5 separate regions of the Mus musculus genome follow, and all the other regions are linked to region 1. The links are chromatin loops, found by intact Hi-C in ENCODE. Cell type or tissue: heart. All regions are shown on one strand. Links, peaks and the distances in the headings refer to the core of each region. The heading gives the core; the rest is flanking DNA.

Region 1 (5,921 bases), core at 436-5,435:
ATGCTGGAAAAACTACCACATTAAAAATTACATCATAGGCCGGGCATGGTGGCACACACCTTTAATCCCAGCACTCGGGAGGCAGAGGCAGGTGGATTTCTGAGTTCAAGGCCAGCCTGGTCTACAGAGTGAGTTCCAGGACAGCCAGGGCTACACAGAGAAAAACCCTGTCTCAAAAAACAAAAAAACAAACAAAAAAAAATTACATTATAAAATATAAAAATATATATTATGGGCCTGCCATGGTGGCATACAACTTTAATCCCAGCGCTCAGGAGGAGAGGCTGGTAGATCTCCAGTTCAAGGCCGGTCTGTTCTATACCCAAGACTATACATGGTGAGACCCTTTCCTCACTCTTAAAATGTGCCCTTAAAGCATCTGTTTGCTGGCTCTGTTGTGTGCTAGGCATTTCACATTACTAAGGGATGCATAGGCAATCAAATGTTTGGATCCTTTTCTGTGCTCTTACTTCCCAGTAAGCAGTAAAGAACTCCTTGTGAGTGTTCACAAAGCAGGATCCAAACAGCAGGAACAAGTGTGTAAAAGTAGTGATACATGTTGTTCGCCACCGGTGGAACACAGAACAAACATGTGAAAGTAGAAGGGAGATGCTGATCCTGACCACCTTCTGGATTCCTACCACCATATCTAACGACTCTGTATCTAATGATCTGTGCATGCCATGGGAGCATTCTTCAAACTCATCCTTAGACTCGAGTGATTTTTAAGCTATTTTTTTCATAAGCTTCACCAGAGACCTTTACTGTTAGAATTCTAGAATAAGGTCCAGTAACTTTAACATCATGGCTCTATAAAATTCTGTACCACTCAACTGTTGAAAGCATCACTAAACCTAAGCCCACATTGAATAAAGATGGATAATTGACCAGACTTTCTTTTCCAACAGTCCAAAGCTAAGACCCAAATAAATGGGTAGAACATGCTACTATTAAACAGAAGCACTAAGCTCAGATCTGTGATTACTGATTTCACTCCAGGTTATCTTTTAAACTAATCTGAAATACCTTTTTAAAATTGGCTGCTTCAGCTAAAAACTACACTAAGTAAGGCTCTTTGAATAATGAAAATTTACACACACACACAACTAACTAACTGATGTACATCAGTCTAACAAGTGGAAAGGACAAATTAAGAAGGCAGTTCTCCATCCTCAGATCCACTCTACTCTCAAATGACAAAAATCTTGCCCTGGGCTGATGAATTTTTTAAGAACACACCACCACCACCACCACCACCACCACCACCACACACACACACACACAAGGAACTGAGAAGCATTTCTATTCCCAGCAGGCCCAGTTCCTGGAAATCCAATGCCGCCTTCTGGCTTCTGAGGATACTCACACACATAAAATAATGCAACACAAACATCAACAAAATGGAAAGTTACCACCTTTCACTATCAAAATTCTACCAAGATTTCAAAATAATCCCATCAACACTGTTTCCTTTCTAGATGTTCTCTGGGTTATTATCAACCATTCTTGATTTCTAGTTTCTAACATCAACCAAGGATTTAAGCTTTTGTGCTCTGACAATCAGAAATCTATGGGCCTCTTGGCATGCTCTGCTACATAAAACATCAAATTACAAAGGAAACCAACTGTTTCGCAGAGTTGGCAAAACTACAGTGTACACCATCTTACACTATCTACAAGTGAGGACCAGCCAGCTCAGTGTCTTCCATAGTAGCTAACTCTTCACACTAGTTTTTGAGATGGTCGATTACTTTAGCTGTAGCTCACCCATGGGCTGACTGGACAATGAGCTAACAGAGATCCATCCACCTGCGCAGGTCTCCACACTCCCTGAACCTCCACTGGGTATAGAGCAACACCCCGTTCCCCATACACACACAAGAGTTTCTCTGTATAGTTCTGGATGTCCTGAAAAGCTCTAAGTAGACCAGAATGGCCTCAAACTCAGAGATCCGCCTGTCCTTGTACATCGATTAATTAAAACGTTTCGATTTGGAACTTGAGACTTTTAAAAGTCTGGCACTTTACTGGTTAAACATCCTAGAACAGGAGTTACGCAAGCGCCTGGACCCAGCATGTATGATGATAAACACAGACGGCCGTATCTGGCAGTAACAAGTTTAAAGTGTTCCTTTTTATGCTTATAGTTTTATTTCCTTTAGTATATCAGTAAATCACCTCGACAGATGAGTTGTGAGAACCGAGTAACTGCTTTCCATTAGCAGTAACCGTTCATCAGCAACGTTCTCAGTCAAAGCCAACTAATAAGCGTTAGCTTTCAAATCGCCATTAAAATCGAATACTACTACAACCAGTCAAGCAACTACTGTATTTAAAAATGACAAAGAGGCCATGCATCTCAAGATGGAAACGCCCTAAGGAGGAACTAAAAACTGTTTCCACGAGAACCGCTCGGCAGAGCACAGAGTACTTAAAGGGCCCTGGCGCACAGCTCCAAAAACAGCAAAACGATGCCCTCAGGCAACAGCAAGCCTAGGAACTCGCTCGGGCGGCTCCAGTTTTATTTTTTTTTCTGTCCCCACCCATCACTCAGAGGCAAGAGGAGGAACTGGTCTGCGCGTGATCGCCGTGCCAGGGGGCGCTGCATCTGGCCCGAAGCTGCGTGTAAGCTGCGAGACGCCGGCAGCCATGATGGCGCGGCCATCTTGCCGCGGCCATCTTACAACGCAGTTCTCCCGCCGCGGGGCGCACAGCCCACCCCCCATCCCCTGTCCTCCCAACAGCAGAACTCCACACAACGCCGAGACAGAGCCGCTCGTTTGTCCAACAGCCTCGAACCTTCGGCCCACAGTCGCCCGCGCGGCCCGCGGCCGAGAGCTAAGCGGGGAGGATGCGCTGCCGCTGCTCCCCTCCCCCACGCCACATCACCTCCCAACCGTCGCCGTCGCCATCGCTCACCCGCCCGCCGGGCACCTCCCTTCAATAGACTTTCTCCGCTCTCGGAAAAACAAACAAACAAGCGCCGAGGCTCTGCCACACGCACGGAGATGCCCTCGGCCCTGGCCGTGGCCGGGGGCTCGCTTTCGCGCCACCGAGCACTGTCGCGGATGACGCACTGAGATTACCCTCCGCAGTGCGCCTTTCCCCCTTACAAAGCAAGGCCTGCACGGTTTCCCCCGGCCGCAAGCCCCGCCGACCCCGACCCCCAAACCTCCAGCGCCCTGAGTCAGCCTCTCTCCCGTGCACCGTTAGATGCCTCTCCCCAAAGCGGCACACTCACCCTCCTGGAATTTCGGCTTAGGGTCCTGCTTGGGCGCCATTTATAAGTGATTCGCCGCCTCCTCCTTCTCCCACCACCCCCGACTACCGCCCCCTACTCTCTACCCCACCCAACTCAGCGTCAGACGCGCCGTCGGCCACAGCCAGCTCTACATCCTGGGCGCGATTTGCCAGCGCCGCCTGACCTCACAGCACCGCGACCCGCGCAGCCGCCGCCTCAGCCAACGGCTAACCGCTACGCACACAAGCCTGCGCCCGTGCCGCCCAGAGGCATGCCGGGATTGGTAGTTCGACCTCGGATGACGCCAGCAGGGTGGGGGAGGGGAGTGGGAGACAATTGCCCCCCCCCCACGCCCGCGATCCACCACCGCCCCTGTCCCCAACCCCAGCCCTCTAAGTATCCAGACCCCAGAGGCTTGTTAAAACCCAGATTTTTATTTTCTGTAGGTGACAAAGAGGAAGGAATAAGTAAATCACTAGCTAGTGACGAAAGGATGGGAAAAACTCAAGGGGGGCAGATGCTTAGATAGGAAATGAAGCCAGGTAAATGTGGTGGGGTGTTGAAGTGGCCTGAGGACAGGACTGTCTCTGCAGCCTGAGTTCCACGGCATCACCAGGACTTGGCCTAGGAGAGCGCTGGAAGCCAGAAATGAAGCTAGATGCGAGTGAGAAGGTGATCCTCTCCAGAAGCTTCGGTGTCTAGAAAGCCATGCCCTGTTTGAGGGAGTTGGGGGTTGGGAGGGGGTGGGGGTCCGGTTCCCATGACTATTTGTAGATTGCAGCTTCTGACTCTTGAAGTACTTAGTCTCACTAAAGGGGGCAAACCTGGATTGCTGTCAAAGTCAAGGTTCCATACTTAACCCCTTTGTACCATCTTTTGCCATCTTATTTCTTTGGGGTAGTATTGGATGTATACTCAAAAAAAAAAAAACCCAACCCACAACAACAACAAAACCTCTCTTCACATTGTTCCTATGTTCAAAAACTCCTTAATGTACTCTGCTGTGAAATAACACTGTACCCCTGTACCCACTAAATTACATGAATTGCACACAAAGGATCAGAGCTGTTAATTAGGGAGATAAGTCAGAAAACAGTCACCCTGATATTTGAAGCCCTTCCACACTTTGTAGCTACCTAATTATCCTAGGCAAACCTTTATGTCAAAGCCTTTTCTCTTTTCAACAGAGTCTTACTAAATATATTTAACCCTGGCTTGCCTGGAACTGGCTATATAGACTGAGAGGACCATGAACTCACAGTGTCTAGCTCCTGAAACTCTGTCTCTATTTTTTTTTCAGTTATTTTTTTTTTTTTTTTTTTTTTTGAGACCAAGTTTCTCTGTGTAGCCCTGGCTGTCCTGGAACTAGCTCTGTAGACCAGGCTAGCCAAAACTCAAACATTTACCTGCCTCTGCCTCCCAAGTGCTGGATTTAGAGGTATGCACCACCAAACCTGGTTCTGATGTACTTTAAACTACTTTGTGAAAAGTTTTCTCAGGTTACATTTCAACCAGCAAGTTGAGGATACCTGTTTTCCCACATCCTTGCCACACATGTTATTTCCACTCTCTGATTTTAAATCAACAGAAGTATGTTGTGCAGAAGAAGCTAGGTATAAGAGTGAACATTTTCATCATTGATTCAAAATCAGGACAGCAGCCAGGCAGTGGTGGCACATGCCTTTAATCCCATCACTTGAGAGGCAGGCAGATTTCTGAGTTTGAGGCCAGCCTGGTCTACAGAGTGAGTTCCAGGACAGCCAGGACTACACAGAGAAACCCTGTCTCGAAAAACCAAAAAGAAAAAAAAGAAAAAATCAGGACAGCGTTCAATTGGATGTCCAGGGTGGGTAGAGGGAGATAAATATGAAAGAGGTACTTTTCCACGGGTAACTTTGATGTCTCCATGATGTCGCCCCCAGAGTGATAGTTAATGTTTCCTTTGCTGTTCATTGTTGAACCAATAAAGTCCTGTTAAGTACAAGAAGAAAAAAAAAAGGGCACTAAGGAATCTTGGTTTTTAGATCTTTTATGATTACGTGAATTTTGGGGCATGTCCAAACATACACATAAATTAATAATCTTTACCATATCTACATTATACCTTAATAACAAATTTTAAAATTTATTTATTGTGTGTTATGCAGCTGTTGGAGGTCAGAAGACAACTTGCAAGAGTCAGTTCACTCCTATCATCTGGGTTCTGGGTATAGAACTGAGGCCATTAACCTTAGCAACTGGTCCTTTTATCCGTGGAGTCAGCTCAACAAAAATATGTTTATGGTCGTTTAGAAAGATTTCATTATGGGCTGGAGAGATGGCTCAGTGGTTAAGAGCACTGACTGCTCTTCCAAAGGTCCGGAATTCAAATCTCAGCAACCACATGGTGGCTCACTACCATCCTTAATGACATCTGACGCCTTCTCCTGGTGTGTCTGGAGACAGCTACAGTGTACTTACATATAAAAATAAATAATAAATAAATCTTTTAAAAAAAGATTTCATTATGAGGACTGAAGAGATGGCTAATCAAGAGCACTAGTTCAGGGCCTGGGTTCAATTCCCATCACTCACAGGGCACCTCAGGGAAACTCCAGTTCCAGCTGTGCACGCCCCTCCCTCTTTTTAAACATATTCTGTGTGCATGCTGTGTGTATCTGCACAAGTGCCCCAGCCCCCA
Region 2 (5,921 bases), core at 566-5,565, 85 kb after region 1:
GGAAAGTCCTCTGAGGAGAGGACTTTGGGTTGACATCTAAAGGCGTCAGTGATGCTAAAGTGAGGGATAAAGAGAACAGCAAGTGCCGAGCCTGAGGCAGGAATGACGGGGTGTTCAGGGAATGGAGCAAAGACCGCTCTGGCAGAAGGGAGTAGAGAGGCCCCACAGGGCAGGGCAGGGCAGGGCAGGGCAGGGCAGCTTGCTGCTGAGCCTACTGGGTGCTGACTGGTTCAAGAAGCTCATTGGGTGCTTGACCCACTGGCTGCTGAATGACTCTGGGCAGGTGCTTTGCCTTGCTGGGCTGTTTTTTCCCCCTTCATCTTTAAATTGGGGGCAGCATGGAGCGAGGAGTGGACAAATCTGAACGGCAGAGCCTGTATTGTGCCAGCAGAGATTAAACCTGAGAACAGGCTGACTCAGGGTGGGGACCACACCTGAGACACGCTTTCTCTCTCTGCTGGTAGCCACACCTTCTGTGTCTCATGGGTACCATGGTGCCTCATCTCAGGGTCTGCCTTCTCTGTGCAGGCATCCTGTGTGTGTTTCGCATCTCCTCTTACTTGTATCTTGCCCTCATTGCAAGAACAGATACCCCCAGTGACAGTGGGGAGGTCAGCACTAGGCTCTAGTCAGGGATGGCTTCCTGGAGAGGGTGGTACTGTCCAGTGATGGGCAGTCCCCGACTGTGATGGCTGGTCCTGGAGACGTTCTCTCCTCTCTCCTATGCAGTGCTCAGCCCCCTGCGGTGGTGGTGTTCAGCGGCGTCTGGTCAGATGTGTGAACACTCAGACCGGCTTGGCAGAGGAAGACAGTGACCTGTGTAGCCATGAGGCGTGGCCTGAGAGCTCACGGCCATGTGCCACTGAGGACTGTGAACTGGTTGAACCCCCACGTGAGTGTCTCCTTACTCTTAGGGATGGTGGGATAAGGGGAGGATGGCTAGGAACTAGAGAATCGTCGGTCCTAGAACAGCTGCTGTTGTTTACAGTTGGCTCAAACCCCATGGTCACCGTCACTGGGAGGCCACAGGGTGCCAAGGTCCTAAACTGGGACTCAGCCAAGGGGAATCCCAAAGATTCAAGCATCCTGTAGGCAGCTTTGGTAGCCTCGGGAAGTGGAAGGAGCCTCCTGACTCCAGCAGTGGCAAGCTTTTCTCCCTTGGGGTCTTAGTCCCCACAGTGAAGGGAGATGTCCTTGGGCTGTGGGCACTGCCTATTCCTAGGAGGATAACTGTCCAGAGGTGGCAGTGGGCCACAGGAAGGACTCTTTCCCAGGGTGGTGTTGCTTCTGCTGTGTTTCCTGGCCAGCTGGGCCATTATGGAGGAAAGGTCTGAGCCAGAGGTAGCTCTGGAAATCACCTCCTTCCTGAAGCTCCAGCTGTCCCCAGCAGTGCCGAACACAGGAAACTGTGTGGCCCTTGAGTCACACCTGGGTACCTGTCTCGGGCTCTGTTTCTCTATCTGGATTGTCATTTCCTCATGCATAAAGGGATGGTCAATCCTTATTCTTGTATTAGTGGGGTCTACCGGTGAAAGGCTCAGTATTGCCCGTGAAGGCTAGGCCGCTTTACCCCCTCCCTCCCATTTTTGGCAGCCATTACTGTCTTCCATTGCAAAGGCATGGGGAGTCTGAGGCCACCCCTTGACACCTGAGGGAACCTAAGAGCTTGCTTGGCATTTACCTACTGGTTCTATGCACCTGTCCCCAGGACAGTTTATGGCTGGGCGTCAGCCCCGATCTGCTTCTCCCTGCTCTGCACAGCCTTCACTACCAGCAGCTGGTTCCTGGTGGTACTGGCTCAGGACCAGAGCAACTTCTGCTCTGCCATTCTGCTCTGAATCCCATTGCCTCATGCCGGGGAGATGTTAAGCCATCCCTGCCTGTTTCTCTCTCATCATCTCCTTCCATTTTTCCCACAGACACTCAGCACAGCTAAGCTGGGTGCTATACCACAGTGCTTGCCTTTGGGGCTGATAATGTCTATGGCTCTCTTCTGTTTCTCTCGTCAAGCTCAGGGTTGGCAGAGAATACGGTAGCTATGGTCCCAGGTGGTGCAGATAGGGAGAGGGCAGGAATTCAGGCTCTATCCGAAATAGCGTGGCTCAGGAGGCTGTGGGTTTGCAAGGTCTCCAAGAGGAATGGGAAGGGTGGGCTTAGCAGGGACCCAAAGCCTATCCATGTGAAGGGCCTCCCTGTGCCCCTACCCGCCTTCCCAGCACCCTCCCCCTCTCAAGTAAAGGGAGCCAATCAGGGAAGACTCTAGGATCGCAAGTTCCTGGAGCTTCCAGGATGTTTTGATGGTTTGTGGGATTGTTCAACAGGACATTTGGAAATCCTGGAAACTCCAGGGTGTGTGATCACCGTGGCAAGGCAGCTCACATGCCGGGTCATGTGACCTTCCCCAGGGAGGTGGGGGCTGTTATCAAGAGGAAACCTTCACTCAGTGCTTAGGTCTGCTGGAGGTCACCCAGGGGAACTAGTGTGTCAGTTTGGAGTTGCTGCCGAAAGGATAGGGTGGAGGGGCTTGTCTGCTGTCTTGTTCCCTCCGCTGCACCTGGGGATGTCCCAGACCAGGGCCCACAGCTGCCCTCCTGTGCTTCCTCCCTAGGGAATCTGCAGAAGTAAGCAGGGGTCTGGGCAGCTGTGGCTTCAGCAGCAGCAACAGCAAAGCAGTAGCACTGGGAGGAAGGCCAAGGGTCTGGACGCAAGCCACTTTCCAAAATAGTCTTCCCGGGAGAGCCAGCCAGGCCTCAGATTGTGACAACTAGGGCTGACGACTCTCCCTTCCCTGTGCCCTGCCACCAGGGGCCTGACCCAGGCTTTGGTTCCTACTGATGATCTCTGTGGCCTTGGCCAAGTCCAACTTTCTGGGCTTCACCACCCAACAAAATAGGCTGTCCTGCCACACAAAGGTTCAGGGTGAACATGGTCCACAGGAGACTGGGAGGGTGTGTGTGTGTATGGGGGTGGGGCAGTGATGACAGCAAAGGCATGTGGGACCAATGGAGGTGGCAGACTGTAGAGTGGATGCATATTAACAGTGTCTGACACACTGACAAGTGGTGGGCCTGATCCTGTCCAGTACCAGGGGTGAGCAGGGAGAAAGATGGGGCCGAGAGGTTTACATCGCTGCCAGTAGGCTCTTGGGTATCTTCTGAGGTGGTAAAGGATGGGGTCTTTGAACTTTTCTTCCAGAAAGCTAAGTCCCAACACTGTCAGTAGTTCAAGGGCAGGTGAGGCAGGGACAAGAGCTGGGGACCTGGGGTTCTGATTCTGGGGCTATCCTTCAGAAACCCAGTTTCTTGTTGGTTGCTATTCTTCCTAAGGCAATAGGGAAAGGGGCTTTTCAGTTGAATCACGGGGTGACAAAGTGTGGTTCTGGAGGCCATGCCCACTGATTCTGACCACTGCACCTCCTCTCCTCTCTTCCCTTCCCATCCCAGGTTGTGAGCGGGATCGCCTGTCCTTCAATTTCTGTGAGACGCTGCGCCTGCTGGGCCGCTGCCAGCTGCCCACCATCCGCGCTCAGTGCTGCCGTTCATGTCCCCCACTCAGTCGTGGTGTCCCTTCCCGAGGCCATCAGCGGGTAGCCAGACGGTAAACCGAGGAAGGCACCATTAGAATGCACAGACTGACCCTTGACACACAGACCTCAGTGCCCCACCACAGGCTGCGGTGGAGCCCCCTGCTCCTCGTGCCCTAACGGTGCTAACCCCACCCCTGCACGGTGGCAGGCTGGGGACCCCCTTTCCTTTCAGAAAAGGTATTTTTTTATTCTAACAGTTTGCACATTTGTTATTATTTTACATAAATGAGTATCTACCCTTTCAGAGTGGTTTGGCCTTGTCTTTGGATCTGGAGACTCTCCAATGTGACCCCGCCCTACCCACCTCTTGTCAAATGGCTACTACCCTGTCCCCTGTTGGAAGTCAGAGCAGTCAGCAGCTTCTCTGTTTCTTTGGGGGCAAATCAGCATAACCAGCACAGAGGCCATGAAAAGCAGCCTAATGTAGACACGCAAGGTCTTGAAGGCGGTGGAGGTGGCTTCTAGGGAAGCGGTATCCCCAGAGGGTTACATGGTATGAGCAGGAAGGTCTTTGCAGGAGGTACAGGTTGGCAAGAGATCCAGGGAGTCCTGTTCAATGTCCCTGATCATTCTTCACCTCTGCCTGCTATCTTCCATGAAGGTCCTCAGAGACCTGTGTTTCACAGAAATAGAGGCAGGTGTACTCATGCATCAAGCTGTCCTGTCTCCCATGGGGACTACCTGGGGCATGATAGTAGGTAAGGCTCAGATGTGCTACTTGAGAGCGGCTGGGCATGCAGGTACTTTGAAGAGGATCCTGGTTAGTGATAGGGTATTAATAACTAAGCCTTCCTCCCAGGCTAGGCCCCTGACTGCCCTTTCCTTCTGGCTGTGAGCCATCTTCAGGAGTCTTCTGGATGGCATTATGGGTCCTCCTCCAAGTTTGAGGCCCTGAGGTTCCAGGGGGGCACCTGTCCCATTTTATTTGCCAGAGTGAGGTGCACGTGGAAGCATGAAGGCACTCGGCCACTGAGAACATGGGCACACTGGAAGTCGCTCCCTGAGACTATGAAAGGGCATCAGGGGGGTGGACCCAGTCAGTGTTACGCCTGTCCTGTGACTTGCTCTACCTAGGAGTGGGGAGACTGGAGTGGGGGTTGGCGCTCTCAGGGGTCAAGATGTTCACCCAGCTCTGGGTTCCATATGCTCCTGCCATCTCATCCTGAAGTCAAACAGGTGAGAAGGTCACAGTGGAGGGAAGGGACTGGCCCAGGAGTACATACCTAGGAGGTACAGGCTCAGTATAGCTCTTAAACCTTGAACCCCTACCTCCTATTCTGGGCTCCCGGTACATGGCTCGGTCAAAGTCAGGCAGTCTATCAGGTCACTCAGGAGAGCAAGTCCCTGGTGGCTTGTGTGCGTCCAGGCACTACCATGCTGTGGGTGGAGAAGCTTATTGGATTTGTTGCTTACTTGTGCCTGCAACAGCCCCGTGGGCCCAAAGAGGCCCCAGGGATCCACTCTGAGTAATGGCTTCCTATAACCTTGCCTAATCCACTCCCATGGCAACTCCTCACAAAGATGGGAGCAGAGCCATTTCCTTGCCCAAGACTCGTACACAGCAGGGGCTGGCACTGTGGCGGAGCCCTAGGGTCCGTGACCCAGCTCTGGCCTCTGCCATTACTGTAGTAATGCTGTGTGGCCTTAGGAGCTCCCCTGGCCTTGCTGAATAAATCTGTCTCCCAAAGACCAGCAGCAGTGTAATAGGTCTAGGCCTACACTGAAGAGCCCTGGTTGAACTCCCCTCCCACCCCCCCCTCCCACCGTCGGAAAGACATTTGGTCCTAATCATTCTTGGTTTTTTCCAGAGATGTCTGGGGGAGTCCCTCGTGGCAGCTGGGCCTGAGCTGTCCACACAGACAGGAGGCAAACAAGCCGTGACTCAGGCTGGGCATGCACAGCTGGTGCAAAAGGGTGCCTATCTCCCAAGGGGGGAGGTGTGGGGTGGGTAAACTGTCTGGAAACAGGCAGCATTTCACTTATGACTTCAGCCTCTGCCCATAGTTCACCCATGGTACTCAGGGCAACTGAGGCCTACCAGTGTCAAGAAGGGCACCCTGTCTCCCATTCCAGTGGAACCAAGAGAAGACACATAAGAATCATGAGGCTGGCAAACTGGAGAAGGCCCTCATGTACACCCCATACCACAAGACCACGTAGAGGCTTCTGTCACAAATGACTACACCTACCTTTTGAGGCAGAATGTAATAAAAATTAGTTTATTTCTTCCTTTACAAGTCTACATTTAACTCAAGGATGAGCAGGGAAGCTGCTGTGATATGAAAGGACAGTCATTTGGCAGTGTGCCCTCAAGTCCCCTAGTTGCCCACAGGAG
Region 3 (5,921 bases), core at 606-5,605, 150 kb after region 1:
CTTGAACAGATATGCCTGCCTTTAAGGAACTGCCTCCCTGAGAAACCATAACACATCAATGAAAAGCCAAGTTCCCACATCTTAAGAATTAAATAATGCTTCACGACCTTACACAGACGCCTGAGTGCAGAACAGCTTAGCAGAAGCATTCAGCAAGGGAGACTGGTTTACCACATCTATTCTGTGTCCAGCACACTATGATTACCCACACCAACAAATGTTTGTCATTAAGCTGAGAGCCGCTCAGCTCCAGGGAATGGGCACTTCTCTCACAAAACGGGGCTGAAGAGTAGGGATCCGTAGTTGTTCAGTTACGTGTGATTCGGAAACGGACAGGCAACACACACATGTCCACGTGAGCACCAAATGCTTACAAGAAAGGGAGAACACGGAGGAAACTCTTTTGTGGCCACTATGATGATATATCCTGCTCCAAGGACTGCAGAGATCAGCTAGGGCAAGGACGTCCTAATTTTGCCCACATTCAGTCACATGCTTTCTTAACTCCCAATACCAGTTCAAATCTAGAAATATCGGTATGCCTCTGGTCCCAGGAAAGTTGGAAAAGAAGCCTCTAGCACCCTGCATACACTCCACAGGAAGCACCTGCCTCTTCTAGGCCTTTGCAGTAGCTTCTACATTAAAGCTAAAATGCCTCCAGCTAGCAGAACCAGACAGGACAAGGTTCTAGGTACTCGCTGCATTACAAGGGACTGAGTGAAGGCAGAAAGCCACTAGACTTTACCTAGTCCAAAACAAGACAGAACCCAAAGTCTGGAGAGAAGATTTGCCAAAGCAGATAATGGGACTTGAACACTCCCCGTTGCCAGAGACTCTGCTTTCAGATGGCCTGAGTCTAGCCTTGTGATCTCAGGCAGATCCTAGCCCCTTCTCAGGCCTCCTTTCCTGCATCTGTAAAATAGGGCTCTGGACCAGATCCCTGACTTTAAGAATAGAGGAGTTTACCAAGAAATTCCAGTCTCAGCTTTCATTAAGACTTAAGCAGTCAGGCATTTTGAAAAAGCCCAATGAAGCCACAGCTTCTCCGGAGAAGGCTGCAAGATGCTTAAAATAAGAAACACATGATGATACGTAATAAGCAAATCACTGCTTTTCTTCTCTTTTTAACTCATCCTTTCCAGAAGAAATGGCGCCTGCAGTTATATGCAGACTCGAACTGGAGCAGGGATAAGCCCTCACCGGCTCTTTGGAAACCGCGGTCTCTCCTGGCCTTTGTGTTAAGCTTCCATGCTCACGGGAATCAGATCACATGAGAAGGAGGATGACCGGTCCTTTCCCGCTTTTCCAATGTACATTTTTTACTCTAGCAGCTCAGGAGGAACTACTGTGTCCTGAAGTTCTCCTTGTGTGTATATGTATGCATGTATGTATGTATGTGCCTGTCCCTATGCTTATGAGAGAGAGAGAGAGAGAGATTAATTAATGTTGGATGTTTTGAGATAGGGTCTCTTGCTGTGTCTAGAGCCCTCAGTTGACTAGACTGGTTAGCCAGGCAGCTCCAGGGACCCTGTTTCTCTCCAGCAGGGTTATAGGTACATTGATGCCATGCCCAGCTTTCACTTGGGTGCTGGGGATCAAATGTAGGTCCTCTTAAGCAGTTCTTCCCAGTCTCGTAAAATCCACTTAGAGAACAAAGCCACCCTGACTCTGGCCCCTGAATCTCAGATGCCCTTCTCTTCAGGAAAGCCCTGCCTTTTCCCATTCCCACCACCTCTGTCAGACCAACACTCTAACTTTCCATAGGAAACCGTCTTGCATGAGGGCTGGAGAAACGGCTCAGGGGTTAAGAGCACTTGCTGCGCTCGTAGAGGACCAGGGTTCAGTTCCTAGCAATTCCCTGGTATTTCACCACTGTCAGTAACTCTGCTTCCAGATCTGATTAAGTCTTCTGGTCTCCACAGGCACAGCACACACACACAGGCACGGCACACTTTCATAAATGTAGGCATAAAATAAAAGAAAGTTTAAAAAAAAAGGTCTGCATGAATATTCATGAAGCCTGTGAAAATCTGAATGAAAATCAGGTGGGTCAGTAACCCATGAGAACGTGTCCCCCTCCTCCTCTTAAAAAGGCAAAACAAAACAGTATCAGGGGCCAGAAGTGTAATAGCTTAAGAGCACCTGCTTTTACAGAGGGCCCAGGTTCAATTCCCAGCACCCACACTGCAGCTCACAACTGTAATTAACTCCAGTTTTCAGGTTTCTTCTCTGGCCTGTGCAGGAACCAGGACATATACATATACTCATATATGTAAAATAAAAAAAGTTTAAATCTTTGCTCTCAGGAGGCAGAGGCACTGAAACTCTGAGTGCAAGGCTGACCAGGGCTATGGAAGGATACGTTGTAAAACACAATCAACCCTGGTGCAGCTATGACCCAGTCTCAGGTGAAATGCCTTGCAGAGCCAGAGTAGAAGCCCTAGAATATCCATCCCCTTCCATAATCCTATCTTCCTATCAGAGTTATCTACCACCCTGAAACCAGGGCTTGTCTCTATGACGTAGCTTCCCAACTCCCTGCAGGGCACAGCATAGATCCTTAAGGTTGATACTGCATATAAACTTCTTAATCCTTACATAAAAGGTATCATTTCTGTAACTTATTCCTTGCTCAGTTTTACATTTGTGACAGACAGACTGACACATACAACTCTGATTTCCTGTTTATTACCCATAACATTCTGTTATATGACCAGAATGACTATTGTTAAGTAGTCCCCAATTAATATTTAATTCAACAGACTATACCACATATTCGGTCAAAGACAGTGCCTGCTGTTTTAGATGTCTGCCAGGTAGTGCTTACAACGTGCCAGCCTTTTTCCGTAATGTTTCCTAGAGCCCTTGCTGCCATCCACAGGGCGGGGGGAGGGGGGGGTGGGTGGGTGGGGGCGGGGGAGGGGTGAAATTCCTATTAGACCAAAGCAGGAACTAGACAGAGAAGTGATAAAATGTGTCCAATCCACATGGTTGATGACTCAGGCTGCAAGTTCAAATCTATCCAGGTCCAAAGCCGTCCATTAAGCACTGTAACTTCACTTAGGCAGATGCTGCCGCTGCTTAGATGCTTTTAAAAAATGAAAGACCTGGTAGGGAGAGAGTTCTAAAGCTATCTGAGAGAATCTGAAACAGGAAGCTCAGTTTTCTTTTTTTCACAGGCAATTCCACCGGAAATTCACCAGGGTCCACATGTACACAGAGGGCAAGCATCTGCCTCTGACAAAGCTCCCTGTGGACGCTCTGGGAGCCAGTCCCAAGTTTACACAGACACTGAGTTACCTCAAGTTGAACTGCAGGCCTGCTTGGCTTCCTTTAGAGAAACATTTTATGCATCTGCTAGTGGGGGGGAACATCACAGCATCCCCCCCCCCTCCACCCCTGTTCCCCCAGTCAGACTCTGCTGAGTCGACAAAGCTCTGAGAAAGGGCTTCAGGGAACAGCTCCAGCTGCTGCACGGTCTGCAGAGCTCAGGAACAGTTGCATGCTCACAAGGCCACTCTCCACTTGGCCAGCTTTGAGAGGGCTGCTGCTTCAAGCCCAGCCCTGTGGCTCTGGAGAAAGCCCAGCTTGCAAGACGGAAGAGAAGCCAGAAAAAGGAGGGTGGAGACTCAGGGAACCAAGCGGGGAGCAAGGCCCAGAGTGAGAGGCAGCCCAGCCCTAGGCCAGGGGTCCAGGCCCTTGGGTGCTCCAAACAGGACCATTCCTAGGAGATGTCAAGGTCCTGGCCTTTAGAACTCTCAGCAACAGGGAAATGCTGCCCCGGGACTGGTGACCATTGCCAAGCCTCCAATACTCAAATCTCTCTGGGGAAGCCTAAGGAAGCCTCCCATAAGCTGAAGCAACCCCTCCCACCTTTTCCAAGAAGCAAGAGTGGGCACTGCTGGAGTACCCCGACCTCTCTAGAGGGGGCTGTGGCAAATTAGTTCCCGGGGCCCTGGTATCACTTGCCTCTGGCTATAGCACTCAATGTACCATATTTACTAAACACTTGAGAGTGGAAACCACTTAATCCCAATACTGTTGTCCCCACTTTACAGAGCAGGCAGCTGAAGCACAGAGGGGTCTTTCAGAGGACCCAAGGTCACAGGAGGAGTTATAAATTAGGCAGGGATGGAGGGTGGAAGCCTGCAACTGTGGGAGGGTCTCCCACAGCATCCAAGGAATGGTGAGCGTGGACACAGGAGGGAAGCGAGGAAAGGCGTATCGGGAGATAATGGGTCAAAGTGTCAAAAGATTAGCTGTGTAACCCCCAACCCTGACTCAGCCTCATAGTCCAAGCACAGGTAAAGGGCAAAAAAAGATAAGAATGAGGAAGGAATCAGAGTAGGCAGTGGCAAAGAGAGGCTTGGGCAGGACAGGAGGAGGCCTTTGGGACAAGGAAGGAAGGTGGAGGGGGAAATCTGCTGACGGGACACGAGTGGGCACCGGGGCGCGATCGTCCCACCTTGAGCACGGTGACTGCACCGGCGCTGTGCACCTGGAAGTGTGTGGGCGGATCTGCTCCGGGCTCCGCAGCCTCATCGCGGCCCTGGTAGCTGAAGCAGGCGTCGGCGATGTCCAGGTGGCCGAGCGGCAGAGCGTCCTGGGGACTCTTGAAGTAGTAGAGGTAGCAGCGGCGCGAGTCAAACACGAACCAGCGGCTGCGGTAGCCGCGCAACGGGCCCTTGCCCGACAGCTTCTGCAGGTAGCCGCACAGCCGCGAGGGCTCCCGTCCCGCCACCGCCCCAGCCTCCGAGCCTGTTCCCGGTACCGCTCCCTCACCACCACTGCAGCTCTCCTCCACGCCGTCCCCGGCCCCCGGCATGGCCTGCCGCCGGCGCCCGCGCCCGCGCTCCCGCCCCGCGCTCCTCCGGGCCGCCGCCGCAGCGCCCACCTCCCCGCGCCGCGCCCTCCGCAGGGCCGTGGCGCGCTGAGCAGCCTGGGACTTGTAGTCCCGCCCCCGCCGCGCCCCCGCAGCGTGGGTAGCCTGGGTTCTTTAGCGATCCAGGCTAGCTCCACCCGTCCTCTACTAGTTGTTTTTTTGGGCATTCAAGGTCCGCCCTATCCCGGGAGAAAAAGTTCTGTTTCTTTATGCGAGCGTGGATTCCACGAGTGGGTTTCTAAAAAAAAACTAAGGAAAGTCTACTTAACACTGCCCTGAACTCCGAATAAGCTTTGATTTTAAAATCCGTGTCCAGCCAGTCATAGGCTCATACTACGAAAATGAGAGCGCCTGTTGCCTGGTACAGAGTGGGTGTTCGGTAAATATTTGTAGAGTTTGTGAATGGAAGCCAAAGTATGTACTGCCTCTCTACATCCTGGTTTGTTCACTGAATGAAAAAAAATTTATGGAGGGCGTTCTGTGTAGGATTCACACACTGGAGACTTGGCAGTGACTTCCTAGCCTCATGGAGATTATATTCTAATAAAGCACAACAATAATTCACACATTTTAAAAGGCAAACAAATAGAAGTTGTTTTGCTGCACAAATGCCCTTATGACCTGGAAATAAGGATGGTTGCTTAAAATACCACTGTGCTGGTAGTGTTTTGTTGTCTTGACCCAAGCTATAGTCCTTTGGGAAAAAGGAATTTTAATTGGGGGGGGGGGGAAGCTGGCAAGTCTGGGAGGCATTTTCTTGATTGATGATTGATGTGGGAGGGTCCAGCCCACTGTGGACCGTGCCACCCCTGAGCAGGTGGTCCTGGATGAAGTAAGAAAGCAGGCTGGGGAAACAGTGACGGGCGAGTCATAAGAGGGCAAGCTGTGTGGAGCAGTCCTCCATAGTTCCTGCTTCCAGGTTCCTGCCTTTTGGTCATGGTTCTTTATTACAGCAATAGAGACCCTAACTATAAGACATCACTTGCCAGTGATTACTTGAGGGTGTCGGGAATGTAGGACTGAGACAAGCTCTCTCCAC
Region 4 (5,921 bases), core at 505-5,504, 410 kb before region 1:
CTGGCAGATACAAACGTTTCTTCTCAGGGAGAAGTCAACCGGTCTGGGGTTGTTATCCCCGACCCCCTCAGCCTTTGGTGGCTAATCTTGGCCGCTCCGGATGGCGGCGCACCAGTAGCCCCAGTGAGACGCGGCTAGGGCCGCACCTGGTAATCCAGAGAGAACTTCACGCCCTGCTCCACCTCTTCGTGGAAGCACTGCTTGGCGTTGTCCGGCAGCTCGAAGGTGAGCTCAGCGCTCCGCAGTGGCTCGGCCCGGAGCAGGAGCAGAAGCAGCAGCTGTAGCAGCATCTGGAAGGATGAAGCGTGCGGAGCCTCGTGGACCATGATGCTCCGGGCCTAGTCCTCTCTAGGCTCCCGCGCAGCGACAGCAGGGACAGCAGGGAGAGGGGAGGGGCCCCCTGAAGAGACGTGGCGCGAGCTCAGCACAGCGGTTCCGGGTGGCGGCCACTCCGCGCGCAGCCGCACACCAGAGAGGTGGGCGGGGAACCTTTCCGCCCGCTGCGCAAGCGCATCACTGAGTTTAGGCGCTATTGTATTTGATGCGGCTCTTGGACTCGGGTACTTCTCAGTGCGTCCCTTCAACTCGGAAACCGTTGGGCTTCTAGTCTGTTTCTGACTTGCTGTCACTTAGTGTCTGCCACGTCTCCGGAGAAATCCCGGACGTAATGAACACATTCAGTAGTTAGGAGGACTCGATGGACTAGAAAGGAACCGCAGGGAAGGGAGGCGACGGATCCTCCACTCCCCCCTCCTACCTAAGGTGAAGAAGTGTTCAACAAAGTAAACCCCATGGCTACACTGGGGGAAAACAGGTTTTCTTGCACACAGACTCCCTTCTGGAAATAAAAGCATCTAAAGGATTTCAATTATGTTTTCGCATTCGGGTCACATTGAAAATTTTTTCAGAGAGAATCTGCCATCCCCTTTAACTTCTAAAAGTGTTGAAAGACAAGTTGATTTATTGTCTTATTCATGACAACTGCCCTAAGAAGGATATATATGATTTTATGTTCACCATAGTCCATAAACAAAGAGACATTACATGTTATAATATTTGCTGATACATAAACACTTACTGTCAGTAGAACATTATTAGATATGGTGAATCTTAATTTTAACAAAGAATTTCACTACTCATATATACTACCACATAGATAAAATTGGCATACACTACCACTGGCCATACTGGATCCTGTATCAAGGAGCTAATGTGCATGAAAGCAGCACCCATAATATAATTATTAATAAAATGTACTATCTCTGTGCTAGATTAGATGTGAAAGAGGTGTTGAGCTGTGTGCCTTGGGGCTCCTTCCCTGCTTGTCCTATTTAACATTGACTTATATTTCTTATTTTCAATTATGTGTATGCACATGTGTGTATATGAGTATGTATATATGAATGCAGGTCTCCAAAGAGGCCAGAGGCTTTGGATCCCCTGGAGCTAGAATTGCAGGCAGTTGTCACTCATTTGATAAGGCTTTTGGGACCCAAACTGGGGTCCTCTAGAAGTATTCTTAACCAGTGAGCCATCTCTCCTCCAACTCTTAACATTTTTAATGAAGAGTATTTGAAGATGTGAAAGTTATAATCATCTAACTGGAAAATCAAGTGAAGAAAAACAAAACAAAACAAAACAAAACAAAACTGAAGTTCCCACAAGTTAAAGATGAAGCGCTACATTTAAGTTCCAGGTGGTGGGGATGGGGGTTGGGAGGGTGGGGGAGGGAGGGGGAATCTGCAGTGGTTCAAAAGAAGAGGCCTGGTTTCACAGCTCTTTAAGTTGGAGCAGGCAGAATTGGAATCAGCATCAAACTACATATAAGACAAGAGAAAATGCCTGAGTTTTAAAAAAATAAATTATTGCCTTAGCAGACAGTGATCAGGTGGTACCTATTGTATTGTTTTAGGAGAGCTATTTTCCGTTTGGGGCACTAGTCAAAGGAATGTGATTAGGAGGAAGCCAGCATAGACATTGCCAGGAAGCTGACTCAAACAGAGAATGCCCAAGGGAAAATAAATAAATAGCAGGACTTAGCATGGAAGCTAAAAACCAATAGGAAATGAAAGCTTTAAAAGTGTGCGGGCACTAACAATGTACCAGACACACTGTCATCTCACTATTCAACTCAACATAATTTATATTAATTGAGTAACCAGCTCAACATAGTTTATATTAATTAATATTCACTAGTAGCCATGTCTTTAAAAAAAATAAGTTTGCTCCTATTTGATAAGGAGCCCGGGATGTTTAATTCAGTAGCTCTTGTCATTGTTCACTTTTTCTGTGTGTCAGCAGCTTGAGCCAGCCTCAATTTATAATCTCCATGGTTTTGTGAGTCCATGGTTTTGGACAGTTGAACGTCAGGCAGTCTTCCCTGGATTTGCCCATGATGCTACATTCATCTAGAGTCCATCTGTGCTGGGCTGTGCAAGATAACCCCACTGGCATGTCTAGGGCAGATACAGGTTACTGGCTCTAATGCCTTTTTCTCTTCCAGGCATTCTCTCACCACTAGGAGGCTACTGCGGGAAGTCATCTTGCCTGCTTCTGTGAAAGCCTGCCTGTCAGGCAGAGTCAAGTCAGACCAGGGTCTACAATAAGAGGGGATATACTTGAACTTCACGGCAAGGGGCTAAATGTTCTGTTAATCTTGGAGGAAGGAACAGCAGGATTAGGAAGGCTTCCGGATGGGTACAGATATCAAATGTACATCATCCATTGTCTCTGCTGGCTTGTGACTTTGTTTCCCGACATACTGTAAGCCTAAGAGAATTAAACTCAAGACTGGACAGCCCTCCTCATTTCTAACCTTTGTCTATGAGTCTTCTTTTCCATCTTTCCTATAATCCTCACGCCCCTCTCAGAGGATTGCTGGACTTCCTACCAGCCAAACAGGTACAAGCTAGGCTATTATGTGACATACTCAGTATTATGTGACATACTCAGAGAAATATCCCAAAAGGACCCAGGCACAGATAGCAATGTTCTCTAAGAGCTAGGTTTCTGAATTCTTTCAATATCACTTTCTATACATTTTACTGGCCAATAGAGTCCAACGCTGATCTAGATATAAGAAGAAGGAGAAATAGATTTTACCCCTAAGGTGAGATGTTGTTGTAAAGAGGGAGCCTTTGGGGATGGAAGGCATTTTGTGACTGTTGAATAATCTTCTACAATACTCAAGTTCACCTGTCTCATTAATAGCTAAGCCGGAAGCTGAACCCAGATCTGCACGGTCCTGAAGGCTATATGAACCCCAACAAGCACACTGCCTCTACAAATCCTTTGGGATCATTAGTTCTCTGTGTTCCATGTGGAAAAGTTGGGTGCTAAGCATGAATGACACTGAGGTGTATCTCAGTTCAACATAAGAAGTATCTATCGGGAAGAGAGTTAATGGGCAGCACAGTTTCTACCCCTGCATATGCTAGAGCAGAGACAGGTGAACAGCCATGTTCTGAAGATGCTGTAGAGATGATTCATGAGCTAAGTGTAATGTTAGACAAGTTCTAAAGTGCCTTTGAATTTTTATATTCCATCATATGTGAGAAGTCCTAAAATTAAGAATATCTGAAAGAAAACAAAAACCACATCTGTCTGCCCTATTCCTGAGGTGACGTGTGAAATTCTTTTGGTGGTGCACATCTTTAATTCCAGCACTGGGAAGGCAGAGGAAGGCAGATTTCTGAGTTCTAGGCTACAAAGTATCCTTTTTGTTTGTTTGTTTGTTTTTTGTTTTTTTAAAACAGGGTTTCTCTGTATAGCCCTGGCTGTCCTGGAACTCACTACGTAGACCAGGCTGGTCTAGAACTCAGAAATCCGCCTGCCTCTGCCTCCCGAGTGCTGGAATTAAAGGCGCGTGTCAGATGCAGAAAAGGCATATGAGAAAATTCAATAGCTGTTCGTGGTTCAAACTCTTGGTGGCCTTAGAATAATAGATAATTTCCTGATTGCCATTAATATCCTTTAAAACTGGACCAAACTTCATGGTTCATGATAAACACTTAAATCTTTCTTTTTGGAGCTTGAGAAATAGTTCAGTGAGTATTAATGCTTGTTTGCAAGCGTGAGGTTCTGATTTCAGATCCCAGCACCCACAGAAAGATAGCTGTGCATGGATATGTGCATGCCTGTAACATCATCACTGTCCAGGGCAGAAATAGGAGGATCTATAGGGTTTACTGACTGCCGCCTCATCTCCAGGGTCAGTCAAAGACTCCTTCTCAAAGGAATAAGATGGGCAGTGACAGTTCTAGACACTAATGTTTTCTTCTGGCATTCACTCACACAGAGAAGCTTGCACACATGTACATGATGTGAGCATATACCACATACATTTGCACACCATACACACACACACACATACACACACAAAACCTTTCCTTTCCTTTGAAGTTGAGGTTACAACATAAGAGTATACTATTACAATTGAGATTTTCATTCAATTACAACCAAGAAGATAAGGCAAGGGAAAGAAAGACAGGGGTGGGCATTAGAAAAATAAAAGCCAGAATTGGGGTGTCACTAAGTGAAAGAAGCCAGAAACTTACCCAAGGATGCTTTAGGGATTCACATTATGAACTTTTGTTGAATTAGTCATTAATATTTTATAGTTCTGTGTTTGTTTCTGATCTCATAGTTATAAACGTTTAAAAGTAAAATAAGGCGAAACAGGCTATGTAAGATGACCTCTCTGTGCCATTTCATCCTTACCCCACATAGCAGGAGCACTCTCCAGCATACTGCTAGGATTCTGAAATAAAATCAGCATTTATCCATAGATGCAACTGATGAGAAAGAAATATGGATGGATCTGAAAATCATTATATTAAATGAAAAGAGCCATGCTTTCTAATATCTTGATCCAAGTATCAGGAGACTGTGTGCTGTATTGGGAGTAGCCTGAGCATATAGAAAACCTCAAGACCCACCCCCACAGTAACACTTGTCCTCAATAAGGCCACACTTACTCCAGCAATACCACACCTCCTAATAGTGCCACTCCCCATGGGCCAAGCATTCACACACATGAGTCTATGAGGGCCATACCTATTCAAACCCCGCCACATCACGAAACTAGAAAGGAGTTCATGAGATAGGGGAAAGAGGTTTTGAGGGAGGGTGACTGTGGGTCCATGTTCTCTAGTTGAACTCATGTGATTCAAAAGTGGAAAGAGGAATCCTGGAGGTGGAAGGGTTTAAGCATGAATAGTGGGCAGGGAGACAAGGGAGAGAGAAGAAAACTTGGGGAGGAAGCATCGACCAAGAGTAAATATTATGAAAATATAGTCAGAACACCTGATCCACTATGCATTCATTTTCTTTAAATGTCAACTGGTAAAGCAACAAAAAGAAATAAATCCATGTAGCCACTATATGGATATTGATAGAAAATTCACCAATAACTTAGTGTTAGCATGGAATTATAAGCAATAATTCTTAAAAACGGAGAAAGTAGAAAGTGTTTGCAAACTAAATTGCAGGGTATGTTGGTGTCAATGTTGCTTTCCTAGGACTTATCAGCTTCTACAGAACAATTCTTTTTGGAGTTGCAAAGCATTTTTAAATATTTTCAAATATTTATTTCTATTTTCTGTGCATGAATGTTTTCCCTGCATGTATGTGTACCATACGTGTGCCTGGTGACAGGGCCTTGGATTGGGCACTGAGAACAGAACCTGGGTCCTTTACAAGAGCAATAAGTGTTTTTAACTTCTGAGCTATCTCTCCAGCCCCTTAAACATCCTTTCTATTAGAAGAAACTATCCTGTCTTGTACTGCTGAACCAAGAGGGGCAGGTATTCCCGATCCCTGTTCCCTGATCCTAACACATATGAGTGTGGATCAAAGGTTCTGCCAACTGGTTGCTTTTGCCTATGAATCATAAAGTACATAAAGAGCCCTGAGGTTATGAG
Region 5 (5,921 bases), core at 515-5,514, 48 kb after region 1:
AAGATGTTTTTAGGTTAGTAATACAAGTTGTTGGTTATATGGGTTATTAGTTATTAATAACCTATATTTTAATTAGTAGTACAAGTTATTAGCTATATAGTTATATAATATATGTTAGTTATATACAGGTACATAGGCATATCCAAGTTATATAGAAAATTATTTAGGTACAGAATTCAAAACTTACCAAGATAGGATAGATTTTAGAATACTTTACCAAAAACTTACCAGACAGACTGGACATTGTAAATGTAATTCCTACTTAATAGTTTTCATAGTTGTTTCATATTTGTTATATGTCATTTATTAGTGTAGAAGAAAGAAGCTTTCCATTTAGGCAAAAGGGGGATGTGTTGGGGATTCATCTGGTGCTGTGTATACAAAGGCTAAGTTCTGAACCCCAAGATCTGGTTGTCTCCAGGCAAGCAAATTCTCAATTACACCGGCTTTGTTGTATAAACCTCACTTCCAATGTAAAGCTATTGGCTGAATAAAAGTGGCTACATTCAATTACTGGGGAGAATAGAAGTAGGCAGGGCTTCAGTTACTGGGCTGGGGGTCGAAGGTAGGCACCACATCGAGAAAGTCCGGGAGATACCGTGAGAAAGAAGCTCCTGCAGAGAAAGCCATAAAATGCAAGCATCTCTGGGATTCTGGCTGGGAGATAGCGAGTTAGCTTAGAGGATTAAAATAGACTAATACTGCTCAGTTGTTGTGCCTTTAAAGCTTGTTAAATAAAATGGTCCAGTCTCAACTATTTGCTAGCTAACTGGGTAAGAGGAAAATTGTAACACAATTGTTAAAAAGCCACTAACACCACTGTGTTCAGTCTAGTTTCCAAAGAGGTTTACAGGGAGGGTACTCAGTGTATGTGGACAGAATATAGACCAGGATCTGGGACATGGATAGAAACAGGAGGGAGATGTTGATAGCTGTGGACTTTGAAAATACAAATTTTAGGAACTGGAGAAATGGTTTAGTGGTTAAGAGCACTCACTGGCTGCTATTCGAGAGGTCCCAGGTTCAATTCCCAGCAACCACATGGTGGCTCATAATCGTCTGTAACTCCGGTTCCAAGGGTTCTGACTTCCTTCTGGCCACTCTGGGCACCAGGCACCCTGCTGATGCACAGACATACACGTAGACAAAACATCCAGATAAATAAATAATAAATAAAAAGAAAATAGAAACATCAGTGTGGCATTTCCCCCAAGCCTCTAGTCTGTTGCTTGGCCTTGGAGACTGACTAAAGAAATAAGGGAAACAGGTTATGTTGGCCAGGAAAGGCTATGCTGTGCTGGGTGTGAGGTTCATAAAGACCAATAAAAGCCAGCCTTAGTAGTTCACAGTGGTGGGACTGGCAGACCCATACCAGGCAATGGCTGGTTTGTGTGATTAGGGCCATGAAAGGGTATTCTGGAACCCTGACGAGGCATTGCAAAGACTTTCTGGAAGAAGTGATATAAAAGCTAGGCCTGAAAATTTGACAAGTATGTGCCCACCTTTTTTCTTTCTTTCTTTCTTTCTTCCTTTCTTTCTTCCTTCCTTCCTTCCTTCCTTTCTTTCTTTCTTTCTTTCTTTCTTTCTTTCTTTCTTTCTTTCTTTCTTTCTTTCATGCAGTTGTTTCTGTCTGGTCATTGTTGTTCACAGATCAAATGGATATGTAATCGTGGCAGCTTTCTGTGACCATCACATAGAAAATAGATCTCTGTTTTCAAGCTGTTTATTTTCCTCAGTGTGCTTCGTGGTGGCTGGTTCCATTTCAACATTTTCCTATGTGCTTGTTATGTGACTTCATTCAGAGTCTGGACTCATTGATTTTTTTTTTTTTTTTTACAGCTGCATCCCTTGGTCCTGCAGCAAAACCTAGCACTTATGGACTTATGGACTGAGCAGCTTGCTAAGAAGAGGACATGTCCAGGATGCAGTGGCCGATCAATCTAAAGATTTCTGGCTTTGAGGCTTGTATGAGGGTAGATGAGGGACTGAGGAGGAGGCAACTGCTATGAACAACCCTCTGGAGAAGCTTGAGAAGAGGGCAGAGGGACAAGTAGGAGTTACAAGGGATGCGTAGCCACAGGGGGTACATCAGTGTCTACTAGGGATAGAATGTTTTAGACTGAGGGTTAGTAGCTCATGGAAACCATGGACAGAAGAAAATATTGGAACTGAATCCTTTTGGGAAGACGGAGGGAGAGGGTTGCAGAGTCCTGGTGAGATCATTTTCCAACAGTGCAAAGTGTTTGCTCTGCATATTCAGAAAGAGAAAGTAGGTGCCAGCTTTCCGTACCTTTGCACTGGGTGGGAGATGTTCAGGAAGATGGGATAGCCTTTGTTGTTCCTGCCACTGTCAGAGGTGGGGGGGTGGGGGGGGAGAGGGAAGATGGAGCCCGAAGAGGTCAAAGGGTAAAGAGAAGAAAGATGACAAGGGACTAGAGGACACAAAACGAAATAAACCAACAACAATCTCCGCTGCAGGGGATGTCACAGCCTCAGGTGGTACCAAGACCTAAAAGAACTAAGATGGAGACATTGAGGATGACTGTGAGGAGAGCAGATGTCGATGCATTACACACATCTCCCTAGAGCTAAGAGAGCCGGACAGCAGAGAGATACAAGTGAGCTCTCTGGTAGGAGAAACACCATGAAACTGCCAATGAGCCGTATGGGTCCCTGTGTACCTTGGTGGGCACAAAGAGTGGCCAAGGGGGAGAAGAAGGATTGTACAAGTACATCACTGTCAGGGTAGAACCAGGCTCAGTGAAGGTGTGTGTGTGTGTGTGTGTGTGTGTGTGTGTGTGTGTGTGTGTGTGTGTGTGTGCGCGCCCGCGCGCGCCCGCGTGCATGTTCTCCTGAGTCTGCTCCTGGAAGTATAGGCTAAAGGGGATGTGGATTAGGGCCACCAAGGACAGAAGATTTTTAGGAATATGAAGCAAGGTTGGCTGGCTTTCAGGCTACCAGGGTCCCTTCTGAAAGTCTGTAGCCACTGTCTTGGCCCACCAGAGTCTCTAGGCTGTTGGCAGAACGCTGTGCCGAGTCCAGGGAAAACAGACATCTGAAAGCATCTGGAGGCAAGGAATCAGCGAACTGCTGCCCAGTCTAGAAGGGCCCAAGTCTTTCTCCTAGGTTGACTTTGGACACAAATCTAGAATCCCCCGGATCGTGCCTCCTTGCTGTGCCATCTCCGTTCCTTGGGGGTTTCCAGGTTTCTTTCTCTGAAGGGCAGGCATTCTTTGCCTGGGACGCATACCCAAGAATGTCTCTTGAAGCATAGATAGTGACAAGAAACTGCAGAACTCCAGATTTTTTTTGGGAGGGGACGGGGGGGGGGGTAGATCTCGGAGGATACAGACGGCCTGGGCGCGCACCACCGCCAGGGGGACGTCTGTAGCCCTGCGGGCGGTCCGGAGCCTGAGTTGGTAGGGTGGGGACCGTGCTCTGCAAGAGGTGGCCCGCCCGCAGGGCGCTGAGGCCTGGCGGGGGCGGGGCGAGACCGGTGGGGGCGGGGGCAGGAGCCCGCCGGGCGGGGCGGGGGTGGGCGCCCTGCTCCCCCTCCCGCCCTCCCTCCTTCCTTTTCTTTCTTTCTTTCTTTCTTTCTTTTTTTTTTCCTGGGCTTCTCGCTCTCTTTCTTTGCCTCGGCAGCTGGCTGAGGGGGCGGGCCTTGCAGTCTTTGTTGCCGGAGGAGCGAGTGCAGCTGCCCGGCGGCTAGAGTCAGGACCCGGACCTTGGGAAGAGTTTAAAGCCAGGCATGTCCTGAGTCGGACCCAGGCCCGGCTGGGACGCAACGGCGTAGACGAAGGAGTGCACAGGGGTCGTCCTGCGGCCACCCCGTCCGGGCCATGCACCGTGGTCCGAGTCTCCTCCTGATCCTGTGCGCTCTGGCGTCCCGCGTCCTCGGACCTGCATCAGGTGGGTGGCTGAGCCTCTGGGACCCGTCTGACCCTGCCACCCTTTCTGCAATCCCAGCCGCTTCTCTGTGCACCCCGCGCAGGACCGGCTTACTCTGAGACTAGGGATCAGCTGGGGTCGTGTTGGCAGCTGAGAGAAGCTGCACCTACCGGGAGCCATCCTTCAGTTGTCCACTCAGCTGGCATCCGGGACTTGCCACTGGAGTGAGCTTGCACTCTCTTCGGGCTTCGGCTTCCCTGCCGCGCGTGCTGCGCTGAGTGCATCTTTCCCAGGAGAGCGCTCCTCCGAGTGGGCTGGACGATTCGCGCGAGACGGCTTCTTACACACTCCTTCGGGGTGACTCTCCTGGAAAGCAAACTAGCCAGGACGCTGCTGGGGACCGCGCCAGGTCGCAGGTCTACCGGGGTCCGCCGCCTCTCCTCCCAGCTAGGCGGACGTGGGGGTCCGAGTCCCCATCGCCTTTGCATTTCCTGTTTCCCCCTCCCCCAAGTGTTCAAGGGAGGGGAATGGGGGAGCCTGAGCTTCTTCCTCCGCCCTGGGTTAACTCTCCCAGCCCCGCCTGGCCGGCCGGCCTCCGACGAGCCTCTGGCCAGCATCCAGGCTCTTGTTTGGCCGCGACCTGCGTTGTAGCGCGCTTCTGGAGAGTCCGGAGCAGCGGGCCTGGGACTGTGAGAGTCAGGGATGTGGAAGACCCCAGAGCCCGTGTTTAGCACGCTCCAGGCCAAATGGGGGCTGGTTATGTATCTGCAGGTGAGGGATTCAAGGGTATGACAGGGGTGACGGGACTGGAGGGATGAATGAACTCTTGAGTGAGTTGGACCAATATGCATGGGGCAGGGGTGACCTCAAGGAAGATCTGCCCTGAGCCTGATTAGGCCATTTGCCATCCTGGTCAAGATACTGTAGCTGTGGGCCTGGATGCCAGGGACATTTAAAGCACCGAGGAGAACAGCATTTTGGGATTAATCTAACAGTAACATTCGAGAAGTCTGGGTGTGTGAGTGTGTGAGTACCTGCTGGGACCTAGCCTTAACACATTCTTATTTCTCAAAATCTGTTATCAGAACTGCAAGGCAACCAACATGTATAAAAAGTTCTTCTATGGGTATGGAAACAGGTTAAAAGATTAGCGTGAACTGTCAGAGGGGGGCAGTGGAAAGAGAAAGCAGAAACATCCCTTGCTCCTGGGCCCTTGGAAGGTGTGTGTGGTCAGGGGAGGTCCACCTTTTAGGGTTTTTTAAGAGGTCCGAAATACTGAAGATCAGTTGCTTATTACTGGGTAGTAACTGCCAAGTAGTGGCCATTATCTTTATTACTCTGTTAGACAAACGCCATAGGATTTCTTTGATGAGTCTTTGATGAGTCCTGCTATTTGGATTTGTTGCCTGGGGTGCCAGCAGGCCAGTCACCCTCTCTTCACTAATCTAGACTCTGCTGCCCACCAGTGTGGAGCATGTGTCTCTGTAATCCCTCTAGATATGTAATATGGGGCCCTCCTGTTTCTGGTCTCAGAATTTCTGACTCCGAGGATGTGGACTTTTTTTTTTTTTTTTTTTTTTTTTTTTTTTCTGAGCATGGGCTCTTGCTACTGAATGGAGCATCAAAGAGCACGGTCTTGGCTCAGGTTTTAGGAGAATTAGGACTAATTTTTTTTCTCAAGGTCTCCTGGGTTGCCCAGCTGGTCCCCCCCCGCCGCCCCCCATTGTATTTTCCTCTGCATTGCTCTGTGAGCCCTGAGTCTATGTACTTCTGCAGGTCATTTGAAGGGCTGGATTGTAATTTAGTGAAGTGAGGTGAAGGTTAGTACAATGTTGGCATTTCTCTGGCAGAAGCTCTGAAGTGGGAGTTGTCACCTAGGGGGTGACAGAGTCTTTATCACAGCAGTGTGTGCTTTGTGGCAGGAGCAGAGTCATATCAAGGCAAACCTGACCTGGCAGGACACTTTGCCATGAGCCACTGGCCCCCTGCTGGGTGGTGCCAGCTGCTATTCCAAGGCAATTTCAGCTCTGAGG

The links. Hi-C counts contacts between places; a loop is a spot of excess contacts. Peaks named below come from ENCODE experiments on the same cell type or tissue, not always from the same donor. Only the 100,000 strongest peaks of a DNase experiment are listed, where the experiment ranks them.
Region 2: a loop joins it to region 1, with 8 times the contacts of the local background. A loop is called at or near these places in 3 of 42 quality-filtered maps.
Region 3: a loop joins it to region 1, with 3.0 times the contacts of the local background. A loop is called at or near these places in 2 of 42 quality-filtered maps.
Region 4: it touches region 1 in a loop (4-fold over the local background); 3 of 42 quality-filtered maps call a loop at or near these places.
Region 5: it touches region 1 in a loop (2.3-fold over the local background); 7 of 42 quality-filtered maps call a loop at or near these places.

What each region holds. Positions count from the first base shown.
Region 1 is chr9:90,111,295-90,117,215 of GRCm38, forward strand. Morf4l1 (mortality factor 4 like 1) reads right to left here and starts at 3,526. Exons shown (of 12, transcript NM_024431.3): 1 at 3,242-3,526. The coding sequence starts at 3,281. In heart, for the core only: a CTCF peak has its summit at 2,588; DNase peaks (open chromatin) are centred at 2,587, 3,437 and 3,837; H3K4me3 peaks cover 3,711 bases; H3K27ac peaks cover 2,410 bases.
Region 2 is chr9:90,196,271-90,202,191 of GRCm38, forward strand. Adamts7 (a disintegrin-like and metallopeptidase (reprolysin type) with thrombospondin type 1 motif, 7) reads left to right here. Exons shown (of 24, transcript NM_001326351.1): 23 at 730-892; 24 at 3,444-3,832. The coding sequence ends at 3,601. It overlaps Tbc1d2b (TBC1 domain family, member 2B), which reads right to left. Exons shown (of 13, transcript NM_194334.2): 13 at 5,777-5,921. Among named protein-coding and RNA genes, the nearest start is that of Adamts7, 36 kb to the left of the region's middle. In heart, for the core only: a CTCF peak has its summit at 2,799; DNase peaks (open chromatin) are centred at 1,221, 1,721, 2,381, 3,541 and 2 weaker places; H3K27ac peaks cover 1,132 bases.
Region 3 is chr9:90,265,887-90,271,807 of GRCm38, forward strand. Tbc1d2b (TBC1 domain family, member 2B) reads right to left here and starts at 4,883. Exons shown (of 13, transcript NM_194334.2): 1 at 4,466-4,883. The coding sequence starts at 4,825. In heart, for the core only: no CTCF peak of the experiment used is centred there; DNase peaks (open chromatin) are centred at 3,565 and 4,905; H3K4me3 peaks cover 2,465 bases; H3K27ac peaks cover 2,346 bases.
Region 4 is chr9:89,704,600-89,710,520 of GRCm38, forward strand. Tmed3 (transmembrane p24 trafficking protein 3) reads right to left here and starts at 444. Exons shown (of 3, transcript NM_025360.2): 1 at 147-444. The coding sequence starts at 326. In heart, for the core only: a CTCF peak has its summit at 2,522; no DNase peak of the experiment used is centred there; H3K4me3 peaks cover 460 bases; H3K27ac peaks cover 482 bases.
Region 5 is chr9:90,159,406-90,165,326 of GRCm38, forward strand. Adamts7 (a disintegrin-like and metallopeptidase (reprolysin type) with thrombospondin type 1 motif, 7) reads left to right here and starts at 3,573. Exons shown (of 24, transcript NM_001326351.1): 1 at 3,573-3,909. The coding sequence starts at 3,840. 9430062P05Rik (a long non-coding RNA gene) reads right to left here and starts at 1,031. Exons shown (of 2, transcript XR_003948203.1): 1 at 998-1,031. In heart, for the core only: a CTCF peak has its summit at 3,391; DNase peaks (open chromatin) are centred at 3,416, 3,836 and 4,076; H3K4me3 peaks cover 2,264 bases; H3K27ac peaks cover 1,808 bases.